Regions from separate parts of the Homo sapiens genome. Here region 2 is linked to region 1. A link is a contact called in ENCODE Hi-C or POLR2A ChIA-PET data. All regions are on one chromosome and are shown on one strand. The core of a region is the stretch at or near the end of the contact, and the rest is flanking DNA. Distances in the headings are between cores, read along the strand shown. Region 1 overlaps UST (uronyl 2-sulfotransferase). Region 2 has its middle 22 kb from the start of TAB2-AS1.

Region 1 (7,188 bases), core at 3,094-5,593:
GGGAGCCTCCCAACCTCACCCTCAGATCCTAATGCCTAGACTTGAACATGACAGGGCTGGAGGAGATGGCCAAGCTCAACTCCTCCTGGCCCAGACACACACGCTGAGGGTAATGAGTCCTGGGGTGGCTTCAGTTCCCTCCACAACCACCCCCCTAAGTCAGCAGCTCTGGCTTCCTGGCTTTCCCTGCTGCCTGTATTTACCGAATGAAGGGCAAGTTGCTATGTTTCTTTTCTCCCCAAGTTCGGCATCATGGCCCAGACCATTAAAAAGCTGACATATTTGTTTGAAAGTATGTGCTACGGTAAATACATATTTGTTTGAAAGTATGTGCTACGGTAAAATTTGTTTGAAAGTATGTGCTACGTGTGTGTTTTCCTCAGCACAGTTTTTACCACTAAAATACCGGCTTATATATGAGGATGGCAATAAAAGAAGGATTTATTTTCACAACAACAATTGAAGCAGATATTTCTGTTTAAAAATATCTACTTCTAAAAAAAACTTATTGGGAGAATTACTATGTCTTTATCAACAAAATGTATCTCTTTCTTAAAATATACTTTTAATTTGATATAAGTATTGAGAAATGTGTTTTTATTACGTTTGTTACTTTATTTGAAATCGTATTATGAAGGCCAGACCCAGTGACTGATAAGGATATCCTGATCAAACTGGTTTTTCATCTGGATAAAGAAGATCAAGAGAAATACTATTGCAGCAGTTCTAAATTCTTTTGGTATCTGACAATTTCATAAGCTCTGCTTTTGCTTTATGGACAGGATTCTTTTTCTCTACTCCTCATAGTCTGTGTGGCATTTGCAGGCCTAGGGTACTTCTCTCTCTCCCTCTCTTACACACAGACACACGCGCGCGCACATACACACACACACACACACACACACACACACACACACACACACATGCTCCTCCTTTGGCAGGGAGGAGGCCCTCTCCTGAAATCACACTTCATTACCTACATCTAGCCCTGATGATGTTAAAGCCAGTTGCTGACACCGTCACTCTGGGCACTCCACAGATGGTGATATGACCACAGGACAGTTCTTTGTCTCATTTTTTCATGTTGGTCTATTACTTTTTCTTCTCTGGGGTTTCGTACAGATCAAGCTACTATCTAGATCCACACAGGATCATCAGAAAGCCCTTGGGAAGTTTATAAGCTTTGAGCTTTAAACCTTATTTCTTGGAGAAAAATAATTTAAAACATAAACATTTATTTTTCTGATTGTGATGTACCCATATAAACATACTATGTACATGTATACATGATGTGCAGATATATGTATATACTTACCTATATGTACATATACACATATGCAAATACATAGTAAAGTTTTTAGGAAACTTAGGAAAACAAGAATATAAAATAACTTTTAATCAAGCCACAGTTATTACTGTAGTAGTACATTTCCTTCTAGTCTTTTTCTTATTTATGCCTATTCATTGTAAAACACATCTGTGCTATATTGTTTATTTAGTTTTATCATCTTTAAAATTTAACTAACCATGACCATTTCTCCTATATCTTTAATTATTACCAATTACATTTTGCAATGTGTTTTTATATGCTCCATTTTATAGATGCCTTAAAGGTCATATAACCATCTGCTACTGTTAGATGATTGGGTTTTCTGTTTCTATGACTCAATAATATCAGATGCACATCCTTGTTCATAAGCGATCATGTGCCTTTTTGCTTGTTTCCCTAAGGTCAATGGCAGCTTCAGATATTGAGCAGTAACTTTTCTTCTTATAGCTGATAAGGTCTTCAATTCTGCCAACTCTAAGATACCACTTATCTTCTATTGTCAGAGATCCTGAAACTTTAAGACATTTATTTTATTGTTACATGAAATCAATCTATCACCTACCTTGCTAAAGTTTCAAAATGCACAGGGCCTTTTGAAAATCCTGCATCTCCTGACTCTGAGAATGTAAAGGAGTACAGCAGTGCCCTTAATATGGGAGTATGGTTGCTCGTAAAACATTTAGTGCACTTGAAATTCTTAGCAAATTACACCACATGATGACTACAATCACGGAGACGAAATCTTTTCTCATTTTTGGATTCTATGAACTGGGTACTCAGATAGGGCTATCACAGAACTTTGTATTTTTATAGTTAATTCAAAATGCATTTTCTTTAACAGAATGTATCCTATTGCATTTTTTGTTTTAAGATTATATTAGTCACAATCATCAGCCTCAGTGAGTGAACCAATGGTGAGTCTCAAGAGCCAACAACCTGGATGTTCTCTCTGGAATGTTAAACATGGGGAAATTTTGATAAACCCTTGAAGGGCTGTGAATGAAGCAGCTGTTCATGGAGGCCGAACATGTAGATAAGTGAGATATTTAACCTTCTGTCCAGGCATTAAGAAGTTAGGTTAATAGGAGGTGCTACTCAAAATAACCATTCCCAAGTCAGGAAAGTGTGAAATGAAGTTCCAAGGATGCTGTCAATTCTACTGGGAGAGTTTGCAATGTTACTTTAAAATTAAATGTACTTTATCTGGGCAACCTGTAGCCCACTGGTAGTACTCAGTCTTAGGGGAATGCAAATTAACAGCCCTACCTCTTCCTTCTCTCCCTGTTAAAAATCAGATTTGCAACTGCACACTAAATAAGACAGTGTGAATATCTAAAAACATCCAAATTGCTTTAACCAGGCAAAACTCTAAGAAAAAATGAGATGAAACTGCAACCTTCCCATTTGTATAGGAGGCCCATTTGTTTTGCTTAAGGAAAGTTTGAAATTGATAAGCTAATGTCAGTAGACACCAGGACCATGTGAGGGAAAAATCCCTGGGTATCATGGCTATGACTTTGAAAAGCAGGGGTAGGCCGGGTGCGGTGGCTTAGGCCTGTAATCCCAGCACTTTGAGAGGCCAAGGTGGTGGATCACTTGAGGTCAGGAATTTGAGACCAGCTTGGCCAACATGGCAAAACCTCGTGTCCACTAAAAATGCAAAAATTAGCTGGGCATGGTGGTGCATGCCTGTAATCCCAGCCACTCAGGAGGCTGAGAGTCGCTTGAACCCGGGAGGCAGAGGTTGCAGTGAGCTAACGCCACCGCACTGCAGCGACATAGCGAGACCCCATTTCAAAAAAAAAAAAAAAAAAAAAAAAAAGAAAAGAAAAGAAAAGCAGAGTAACAGAGTTAAATGTTTGATATGGATACTGATATACTATAAAAATGTTATAGACATATTAAAACTTGCAAATGCAGCCTGGGAAAAAAATTAAAACATTTTAATTTTTCTGACATGAGAGAAGAAACAGAGAAGAGCACTGACATGCATTAGGTTTTAGGTCAACAACAGGCTATAAATGAAGGTAGTTGCGATGACTTCTTGAGCTGAACTTTCATGGCCAATGGCTGTGAGAAACTGCAGAAGCTTCTGATGTCAGATGGAAGAGAAGGGACTGATTGTCAGGTTAGACTTTTGATGCAGCACAAGCATGAAATTGTGGTGCAATGCACTGACCATTAACCACCAGCCTTCCCCTTTGATAAGACATGGGTGGGAGTGATAAAGGGGAAATGAAAAAGAAACAATCAGCCAATGCTAGAAAGGCCATTATGTGAATTAGAAGCAGGTAAGAAAGAGGTGCTAGTGTTACTAAGAAACGTGCTCAAAGGTATCATTAGGTTCCGTTAGGATTGGTTCACTTTGGAAACTGCATTAGAGACAGGTGGGGGAGGGGACAGGAGAAACGGGTAACTTGAATGACATTCAAAGCATTCTTAAAAAGTGTGTTCAATGAATGGAAAATCAAAGATGTTTGAAAGAGAAAAGTCAACAAATGGAAAAGCTGTAACCCATTCCATTTTAGTTTAGTTTTATTGGGGCATGAAATGAAATTTCATAATGTTCTAAAAACAACAACTTAACTGCATAAAACTGAATAAGTGAACCGGCATTAAATCCATACTGTATTTTTTAAAATCTCATTTTGATATAATAATAGTAACTGGTTAGTTAGGTCATAGTCCTCTTCCTCAAGTCACGCACAGTTAAAGAAATATTTCTAAAAATTTCTAATTGCTCCTACATTCTAGCAAAACCATACATCGACTTGCTGGTTGATTTATGACTTTCTAGTAACCTTTACTCTCAAATGGCTTCTACCAAATGATTTATTTACTTGGTCTATGCTGAGGTAACCTCCTGGCTGGGCTGACTGCCGTCCTTTCAGCTCGAAGTGTAAAGGATTGAGTCCCCTCACTAAGACATTTCTTGAGTTTCTGTGAGAGCTGTGGGTTCTCATGCGATAAACCATGAGTCTTAGGTTCAATTTTGAAATGTCTCTCTTTCAGATTGCTTGAGCCGGGGAGGTCTAGGCTGCAGTGAGCTGTGACTGCACCACTGTACTCCAGTCTGGGCAACAGAGTGAGACCTTGTCCAAAACAAACAATAAACAAACACCCAGAACAAATAAAAAATGTCTCTCCTTCCTCGTCATTTCTCTTTGGAGAAAAAAGAAAATCTTTGACAATTTCTGACCCACTGAACAATGTAAAGTGGCAAAGTTTCACACTTTTGCCAAAGGCTTCTAATTTCAAGCCTTTTTCTGGTCCACGGTGGTGCTTCACCTCACTCTTGTCTTTCCTGCCCAGTTTCCTCTCTTAGATTACAAACTTAATCTACTAAATGCCTGCCCCCCGACAATAGCAGAGTTTTATAAGATCTGTATAAAGTCATTAGTTTTCCCATTAAGCATCGGTGTCCCCCAACTCCAGCCTGTAAGATGCACACAGTATCTGGAACCACAGAAGATTGCTAAGACAATGTTAGGTGTCTGACACCTTTTAGCTATAAGTGCAAGATGATGTGGTTGAACATCAAAGGCTGTGGAACATGCAACCAGGAATCAGCATATCCTCATTGAAAACTTTTACACCATTTCTACCAAAAAAGATTAAATTCTAATTGAATGCTACTTACTCATCACTTCTTGAGTTTTACATGTGACAATAAAATGAAGGCCTACTGGTTACTGGTTGGCTAGAAGGGAAAGCAAGTGAAAGCTCTTTGGCTCTTCTTTGGGTAGATTTAATTCTACCGCACCCCCCTCCCTTTCTGAACATTTACAAAACCCTCAAGTACTTTTCTTTCCCTCCTTCTCCATTTTTTTCCCACGAGGTCCAAAGTCCCAGGGAGGGAGCTGCTGGGCATGGGGGGATGGGGTGAGAATAGGGTAGGGAACCACAGCTGCTCTCAAATTGTGCTGGTGTCTTGGACAGGGGTGACAGATGGTGGCAGGAGAGCCATTATTCCCACCCTGCCAAGCTCATGACAGCCATTTCACAGAGGTCACGGCCAGGCTCCACCTGACAATACTTGTGCCAATGTTTCTAAGCTTCTGTGACCAACTGTCCAAAAAGGCACTAGATATGAGCCCCAATTCTTGTACTTTTTAGCTGAGAGAATGCTTTGAAGGCTTTTCAACCATCAGGCTTCTGTGCATTCCCTGAGGTATTTAGACCCGGTGCTTCGATAAATTAGTGGTTGCAACTGAGCACATAATTCCTTATATCCACTTAGAATGTTTATGAGATAATTAGTTCTCAATTTCATACAGCACCATCGGTTCACCTCCTGATCAGACAGATACATGAGTGGCTATTTTTTTGGAAGTATGGCAAACATAGTTGAAGTCAGTTGACATTAGGTTATACCTCATAGAGCATATAGTAAATAAGTCATATCCATAATTGTCATAGAAAAAACACACAACACATAAGTTTGGGTTTATAGCCACAAAGAGGAACATAGAAGACAGGGAAAAATATGACCCTGAACATGAGCATGGAATGTTTTCAAACTTATTGATATTCACAGTCTTTATTCATAGCATCTTGATGGGATTCATGAGTAACAAAGGGCTTTGTGGAAATATCTGAAGGCCAATAATTCTTTTTAACAGACTAACAAGACCAAATTACTATTAAATTGATTTCAGTAGTTGGTAACCGTACTTATTTCTGGTAGACTACATATTTCAATAAACAACTTTAAAAACAAATGTCACTGAATGTCAATTCACTATAAATTTAACAGTGAATATGTCATAAAATATTTTTATATCTAAACAACTAAAATAATAATAGGACCCTAAAAAGACTTTTAAAAAGTGTTCATTAATCAAGTTTTGTTCTATATGATAAATGATGTACTCTAAGAATTTCTAAAACTCCAATAGATACTTGCTGTAACTAAACTGGAAAGGGTTCCCATTTTTGCTTTGCTATTTTAGAAAAATAAGGAGTATTCCTTGGATTGTTTGCTTTCTTAAATTCCACTCTCCGATTCATTAAAACCCTTATGAAAACCAAAGTTGCTGACATGACTGAAACAAATGGCTTTACTGTTAACCAGATTGAGTCTTTGCAAGCACTTTATTAAAGCGATTTTAGTAATTCCAACTAGTAAAGTCTTCCCCCACCAACAAAAAAATAAAACAAAGTAACACATTTAGAATATCAATGAACATCACCTCAACAGAACCACTAAGCTTTCCAGAAACACTGTGTTCTTGAGAATTCAGCAGAATAACATTTCATAGAATCCTACTTTTCTAGCTACCCCATCTCCCTCAGATAATCATGTTTTAGATTTTGCCCTTTTCAGAGAGAGAGAGAGAGAGAGAGACCAGTTAAGAGCTTACGAGCACGGGGTTGCAAGTCACCTGGGCCTGGGTTGAATGTTCAATCACTTGAGTGCTGCTAGCGACCAGCTCAGTAACATAGAAGCGTTATGAATCATCTCTAAGTTGGTGGTTTCCTTATCTGTACAATGGACATAATAATAGTATCTTCCTCACAGGGTTGTTCTTAGGATTAAATGAAATAGTACATCTAAAGGACTTAACAAGATTCCTGAGACACAAGAAGCTCCCAATGAGTGTTAAATATAATAACAACAACTATTAATATTATGACTGTTATCCTCAAAATATATTCCCTTGAAACATCAGTATTCTGCCACTGAAATAGAAAAATGCTAATCTCCCCAAATGAAACAATTAATTTCAATTTAGTTGAAACTTAATGTGTTAATGATACTTTATGAAATTACAGACATCAAGACTTTGAGATGCTCTGCTCCTATAAAATTTTAAGGTCTGGTGGTTCAGTGAAAGTAAAGATTCATATCCCTTACA
Region 2 (7,188 bases), core at 2,026-4,525, 180 kb before region 1:
GCTTCCGGGATGTGCAGGCTTTGCTCTTCAGGTCTCACAGTGATTCACAGTGAGAATCACTTTGATCAGACATGGTTGGTGTGGCAACTGTTAAGTATCGTGGTGGACATGGTCATCCTTGGAGGAGCCGGGGAGCCATGATCTTGTGCCATTCTGGGAGGCCAGGGCCCAGGGCAATGGGTGTTTGTCTGGCCAATGTCCTTGTTCAGCACTGAGCCACTGGGCCAGAACATGTAGGGTGAGTCTTAATTGCAGGAAGTTTGAATATAGTAGGTTTGCTGTGCCTTGTGGAGATGTACCCCGATTTGGAACCCCAGAGAAGCTCAAGCCAGGAAGCAAGCCCACCCTGTGTCTCCTCTCCCAGGTAAAGAAAAGGGAGAAAAGGGGTACAGAAAGGTAGAGAAGAAGAGGAGCCAGATGCCCTCTAGAGCAAGAGAAAAGAAACCCAGACTTTTGAAGATGCCAGGGGGTCTTGGAAATGCCAGTGATTCCATGTGGAGTTTCCTGGTTCTTAGTTACATTTTTGTTATTTCACTGGACACGCAGACTGGGCCAGGCACCGTGCTGGGTGTTGGGAACTCCAAAGTGATGGGAGACAGGTCCCTACCCATGGTGAAAAGATCTCTCCCCAGGAAAAGCTCACGAATTAGTGAAGGTGGGAGCCAGGCAAACATAAGTAGGTGCTAGTAGAAGGTAGGCTAAATACCACGGAGAGGAAGAGGAAAAAGGAACAAAGTGCTATGGGAACGCTGAGTGTGGGGTGCACACACTGTGGGGCTGGGGAGCAGGTAGAAAGCTTCACGGAGAAACAAATCTTAGAGCCAAGTTTTGAAGAAAAAGTGGATGTTTTTCAAACAAATTGATTTGGAGTGGGGTGGCGTGGTGCTTGGGGCAGAAGGACCAGCAGAAGCCTGCTGGGAACAGGCATCATTGCTCATCCCTGAGCCCACTATGCTCGGCAGATGGCCAGCACCCACAGTGGGAGGGGACTGGCTGTCAAAAGTGATGCCGTTAGGTGTGGGGCACCCTGGGGTGTTCCAGGAGAGGTGAGTTCTAGGAAGTAGTAGCTGCCAGCCACTGAGGTGAGGCCGCCTAGAGGACGGATGAGGGGTTTGTTGTTAAAGCATGGGTCTTAGGAAGCCATTGAAGGTTTTATAAACAGGAGAAAGGCAGGACTGACTGCCTCTCCACTTACGCATGGAAAGAGGCCTGGATTTGGCACCTTGGTAGCTCCATTGTATCATCATGGGGGTGCATAGTAGATGGTGCACCTGTGTGCAATGCCTCTCAGGGTGAGGAGGCCAGAGCTGGAGAAGAGGAAACCAGCATCAGGGACCACATTGCATCTTCAGGGACTTGCTCCTTAACAGATGTGAAAGTCCTTCAGGAGCCTCCAGAAACACAATGCAAGAAGACTTTGCAAGAGGTGGGATTGTACATTAGCAAGTAGGGATGAGTAAAATAGAGGAAGAAAAAAATGAACTTCTGTATAGATTTAGTTTCAAAGAAACAAAAGGAAGCTCATGTATTATCCATGGTTTTTGTCTCATTCTGCTCACTTAGCATTATTTCAAGAGCACCTTTGTACACCCTTATACATATTATTTCTTGCCAAATTCCAAGGAATTCTTTATGCTCAGATATAACACTTCACAGTGCCTAACACGATCCACGGAGGGGATCGCCATGCAAATAAATTAAACAATTTTACTTAGGCCAATTTAAAAAATAAAGAGAGTTGGGAAGATAAATGATTTGGCTCTGCTGTGGCATGTTGGACCAAATATAATGCAGCAAAATATCAGTCTTACAACAAAAGTCAAAGGAAAAGATTATGCTGAAAATTGCTTCTGGCTGACTGGTCTCCTGGTTATTAATTCAAATGTCCCTCCTATTGATGCTGTTAATGGCTTCAAACAGCTCTTGTCTCCTTTTATGCAAGGGGAAAATTGGACCCCTTCCAAACAAAATAACAGTAGCCTAGGGAAGCCAACATATGCAGCATTGCCAGATAACTCCAACTATTAATTTTCTTCAGCCAAGTTCCTTTCCATTTTTTAACAGATATGTCTTATGCTGCCTAACTCTACAAGGTAGACATTCCTATTACTCAAAAAATTTTTATATAAAAAAGAACTTCCCCACTTGATTAGCCTCCTATCTCTTTTTCTGGGCCATTTCACCAACAGAAAGCACTGAGTGAGTAGAAACCTCAGATGTGGTGTTGTATTGGGTTCTCATTTGGCAATGGGGAATAAGGAATGGTAAAAGGGCATTAGAATCTTTGTGAACAGGAAAGAAATCGAGGCAGAAATAATTTGAAAAAGCTCCTCCCATGATTCTGACATGTTCCCAAGTTGAAAACTACTTATTTAGAGATATAGAAGCTTCAGCCAACAATACCTCCTATTGTTTGATCCTGTGACTTACGCTTGAATACCTCAAATGAGGGTGACCTCATTGGTCATTATATTCCTGGACCATTTTATTTTATTTTTATATATTTAGGGGGCACAAGTGCAGATTTCTTGCATGCGTATATTGTGTAGTGGTGAAGCCTGGTATTTTAGTGCGCCCATCTCCCAAATAGTGAGCACTGTCCCCAATAGGTAATTTTTCAACCCTCACCTCCCTCTCACCCTCCCACCCTTTGTAGTCTCCAATGTCCTGGACCACTTTAATCTTTAGAAAGTATTTCTGCATTTTGAGCTCTGTGTCATGGTCATTTTTCACTTTTTGGGTGCCTTAAATCCATTCTCCCTTCCCAAGAGGACCATAGTTTTCTTTTGGGGAATAAACTGCTTTCCACTAGAGCCAGCCTGGGTTTGACAAATAAATCTAGGTGTCCTCCCCCTGTGGAAGTCAAAGGGACCTCTTGAAGGTCCTTCTGCCAGACTCTTCTTCTCATTTCCCTGGGACAGTCAAGGGACTGATGTGTGACCTATGCATGTCTAATGAAATTCACGCTCCTAGGACATGAATCTTGAGCAGGGTGACACAAGCACCAAGGCAATGGCTGGAATTCTTTTAATTGTAGAGGCAGTGCTAAGCAAGATGGTCAAGAAGTTCCTGATATCAAGGCTTTCTGGAGCCCTCTGTTTCTTGTGGACCCCCAGTCTGGTTCCTCGGCCTAGCTAGGAAATGGTGAACTCCTTCATGTTCTTCCAACCAATGTATCTTTTTGCTCAAGCTAGTCAGATGATTTTTTGGTGCTCAAGACCAAACAAGGCTGCTACCTCAAACTTCACCCTCCTGATCCTAGTTCCTCTTTCTGCTGTTACACCAAACACATAGGATCCCCTTTTAATAGGATGTTTCAAATTTTTAAAGACATCTATCACGTTCCTCCCAAGATTGCTCTTCCTCAACAGAATATCCCCATTTCCTTTAACACTTCTTCACTATTGTGGCTTATGGAGCCTTCAAAATTCTGTTTTCCTTGGCACAGGGCCCAGTTTCTCAAGGTCCCTCTTACAGTGTGTCATCCGGGATTGAAACCGTAAACCCACTTGGTGTTTCAGCCAGTTCAGATTATGGTCAGATGTTTCCTTGCCTTGAATGTTGTATTTATATGAATGCAAACAGAACTTGCCTTAGCTTTTATTTTTATGCTCCACTCTGAACTCAGATTGAGTGGCACAGAGCGCACACTTAAAAAGCTGGAGTTATTATTAATTATAAACCTCCTGGCTTTCTAATAAAAAGTGCTGAAGTCAGATGTCCTCATCTTGTATTTTTGCAATTGTTTTTGAAAATCTAAAAGTGGCACTTAGTGTTTATTCTTGTTACATGGTATGCCTTTGTTTTTGGTCTATTCTTAGGCCAATGCCATTTTTTAAAAAGAGTGTGTTTTTTTTTTTTTTTTTCACACTCTCTAATCTTAGTCGTCTCATCTTTTTATCTTCTACTTATCTGGCACACATGCCTTTGATGTTTCCTTCAAATCACTGAAAAAATCTCACACAGTTCTATGACACAACCCAGGGAACTCCCTCCAGGTTGAAATCAATTCATTAATCATCTCAGCACAGTGTATTGTCTGCTAAGAACCCAACCTAACTGCACTCTATTTTCCCATCTTGTCCACAAGAAAATGAATAAGCAGCTCCCTGGGATGTCTGGCTGACAGCGTCATTTGCAAGGTACATGCGGCAGGAGGTGGGCAACTGTGAAATGGGGAGGTTGATTTTCCATTTTCTTTTTTGTGGGCACCAGTTTCTCCCAAACAAAACCTTACGCAAAACCCTAATACATACAAGATGGCAGTGAGTAGCTCGGGGTGAAGCTGGGGTGTGGGTGGGCAGTGGTTGACTTCCTGCTGGCCCCAGTGCCCTTCAGCCAACCCCTCTTCAGCCTCTTACTTTCCTCCTGGCACCTCTCAAGAAAGGGGTGACCTCTAGGGGGTTATGGTTTCAACATTCTGATTTAAAACATCCGAGTAGCAAGAGTTCCCTTTATTACTTCTTCTGTCTTCAAGTCTGCACATGTCAGCAGGGGAAGCCAAGATTTTATCAGATAGTCTGCTTTTAGTAGGTTTCTCTTTTATCTTAAAAATGTTATTGAAAACCTCCCATGTGAAAACTTCATACTAGGAGCGGTTTGTGAGTCATAGGTGTCTTGTTCAATATAGTTCTTAAAGACTTGGTTGAAAATACAAATGACAAAAATGTGACTGATTATTATTATTAAAAGGTTAAAAAAATCATAAACTGAAGTGAAGTACTGTTGGAACTTCATAGGAATAAATGTAAAAATGCCACATTTACATTTCATAAGCGAATTACACAAGGATAGGATTGAGAGGTCCAACCTAACAGCATTTGGGGAGGGTTGGAGGGCTTCATGGTGGTAAAAAAATTATATTATTGTTTATGGAGAGCCCGTTATGGATCAAGCATTGGATATATTAGGTTGGTGCAGAAGTAATTGCAGTTCTTGCCATTAAAAGTAGTTGCAAAAACAACAATCACTTTTGCACCAATTGAATAGATTAAGGTGAGTTTCTGGCCTTGAGAAATTTACAATCTAATAAACAAGTATATTGTGAAGTGTAAAGGAAAGCAGGACTAATCTATTGGAGAAAACCTTCCTAGGGGGTTTTCATTTGAAGAATGTCAGATCCATGAGTCATTTGGTAAACAATTACTTAGTGCTTTGTTAGGGGGCAGTTACATGTTGGTGATTCAGGGATAAAAAACCACTTCTGGCCTTTAAGAGGCTCATAATATAATGGAGGAGACAAACCAATGGCTCAACCATGACACTTACGTGTGACAAATCAGATGAAGAGATAAGAACTGGTTGCTGGGCCCTGGGTGGCTCTGGGCCCAGGCAGGAAGGAGGTTTAGTTTGCTGCTTTCTGCGGTGAGCTTTCAGGATCAACTTTCTTGGCCTACAGTAGAGGCGTCTCAGTGGAGAAGCCAAGGAGGCACACTGAGCGGAGGGAGGTTTGTCTCGGACCCTGGATGACAGATTCTTGGTCACTGTGCTAAGTGCCCAAGTTGTGACTTGTGCTGGAAAGCCCTTGTTTCTCACCCCCCGCCAGGTAGTTACCATGGCATTCATGACTTCCTTGGTTATTTCCTGTCATCATTTGTCCCCACCCATGAGTGCCTGGCTACCTCCATCTTCCGGCTGGTGGGTCTGCATGCAGGATATATCACTCCTGGTGTGAGGGGTGGACACTAGGCAGGTGAAACAGGGCTATTATGTACTATGCCCTGGCATGGGAGTGGGTACTCCTGGCCAGGATGTCAGCTGTGCCTGCCTTTTGGGCTTCGACTTCCACACAGGTCGCTGTGAGGGAAGTACAGCAGCATCCCTCAGGATGGGCCAGGGGTACGACAGCATTCCAAGGCTTGTTCTGCTCTGGGGCACTTTCTCTGGAGGCAGTTTAGTGTAGAGGATGAAAGCCTGCTTGGAGCCTACTTCTCCAAGCCTCAGTTTCCTCATCTGAAAAATGGAACTCTACTTTGTTGGATTAAAGGAAATAACTAATAGAAGGCAATAAACACAATGCTTGCTATATAGGGACAGCTAACTACACCTAGTGTTATTATCCAGTTCAGTGATACCCTCCCCCCACTTCTATGGTTTGAACAAGGCATAGCCTCCCTTAGTGGTATTCCTGTCATCGGCCTTGTTCCTGCCTCAGTGACACTGTGAGATCATAGTTCTGTCTTGTGTTAATATATCAAGCTCCTGGGCTGAGGGTGGTGGCTCACGCTTGTAATCTCAACACTTGGAGAGGCCGAGGCAGGCGGAACACTTGAGGTCAGGAATCCTAGACCAGCCTGGCAAAATGGTGAAACCCCGTCTCTACTAAAAATACAAAAATTAGCTGGGCGTGGTGTTGTGTGCCTGTAATCCCAGCTACTTGGGGGGCTGAGGTAGGAGAATCACTTGAACTGGGGAGGCGGAGGTTGCAGTGAGCTGAGATGGTGCCACTGCACTCCAGCTTGGGCGACAGAGCGAGAGTCCGTCTAAAAAAAAAAATCAAACTCCCTTTGTTTCTGTGTCTGTGGGTTGGCTGGTGGTCCCCGAGGCCTGGCCTCGTGCTCTTCCCTCTTCCTTATTTCTGCTGAACACTAAGGAACACCTCCCCAATCATTCTTCTCTTTCTAGCGCACGTCTTGTTCCCTGTCCTGTAAGTTCACAGAGTTTTCCCCCTCCACCCTCAAATTTCTGTTTCTGATCCTCACAATCAGGTCAGTGAGCTTCCTGTTAAGCATGTTTTCCCAAGCGTTTGTAGATCCTCTCGCTGTCCTTTGCCAGTAACCCGTTGCTCTGGGTAGGGAGCCCTGGTCCAGAAACCCTGCTCTCCGATACTCTGTAAAAGCCAGCTGTTCACTCCTCTCTTTTTTGCTTCCAAAGTTGTGAAACTTCAACTGGAAGAAGAAATGTAAACACCTCCTCTGCTCCCCTGATGTTTGAGCTTCCTCTTACTTGAGGACCAGAGATACGGTCTAAATGTCTTCCCCACTGTCAACTTTCCAAAGGAGATTTTCACACTCATTTCGAAAATACTTTGCTTAATTTTAGGTGTTTTAATATAGGAGCTCTAGCTTAGCTTATTTAAATTTCTTCTTTCAAGAGAAATTAGACTCATCTACATATGTACATATGCAGTGATTAAGTGCTTTTCCCAAGACAGTCAATATTATATAGAAAAGACATTTAAAGCGTGTT

Evidence for each region. A loop is a pair of places that touch in the nucleus more often than their neighbours do. ChIA-PET counts read pairs that join two places held with the same protein, here RNA polymerase II (POLR2A). Pooled maps may share reads with other maps.
Region 2: a loop to region 1 is called in a map with no recorded cell type, with 5 times the contacts of the local background. The contact joins two enhancer-like sites. A Hi-C loop is called at or near these places in 1 of 37 single-sample maps with no recorded cell type and 7 of 50 pooled maps. POLR2A ChIA-PET finds 5 or more read pairs at or near these places in 2 of 52 experiments (OCI-LY7 and WTC11).

What each region holds. Positions count from the first base shown.
Region 1 is chr6:149,052,082-149,059,269 of GRCh38, reverse strand. The region is part of intron 7 of UST (uronyl 2-sulfotransferase); the gene reads right to left. Among named protein-coding and RNA genes, the nearest start is that of UST-AS2, 23 kb to the right of the region's middle. RefSeq lists an enhancer at 4,736-4,855. Within about 2 kb of position 4,343, at least 4 of the 41 ENCODE cell types and tissues checked have a DNase peak (open chromatin) inside an H3K27ac peak, as active enhancers do.
Region 2 is chr6:149,231,543-149,238,730 of GRCh38, reverse strand. It overlaps a transcript of TAB2 not described here. Among named protein-coding and RNA genes, the nearest start is that of TAB2-AS1, 22 kb to the left of the region's middle. Within about 2 kb of position 3,275, at least 10 of the 41 ENCODE cell types and tissues checked have a DNase peak (open chromatin) inside an H3K27ac peak, as active enhancers do.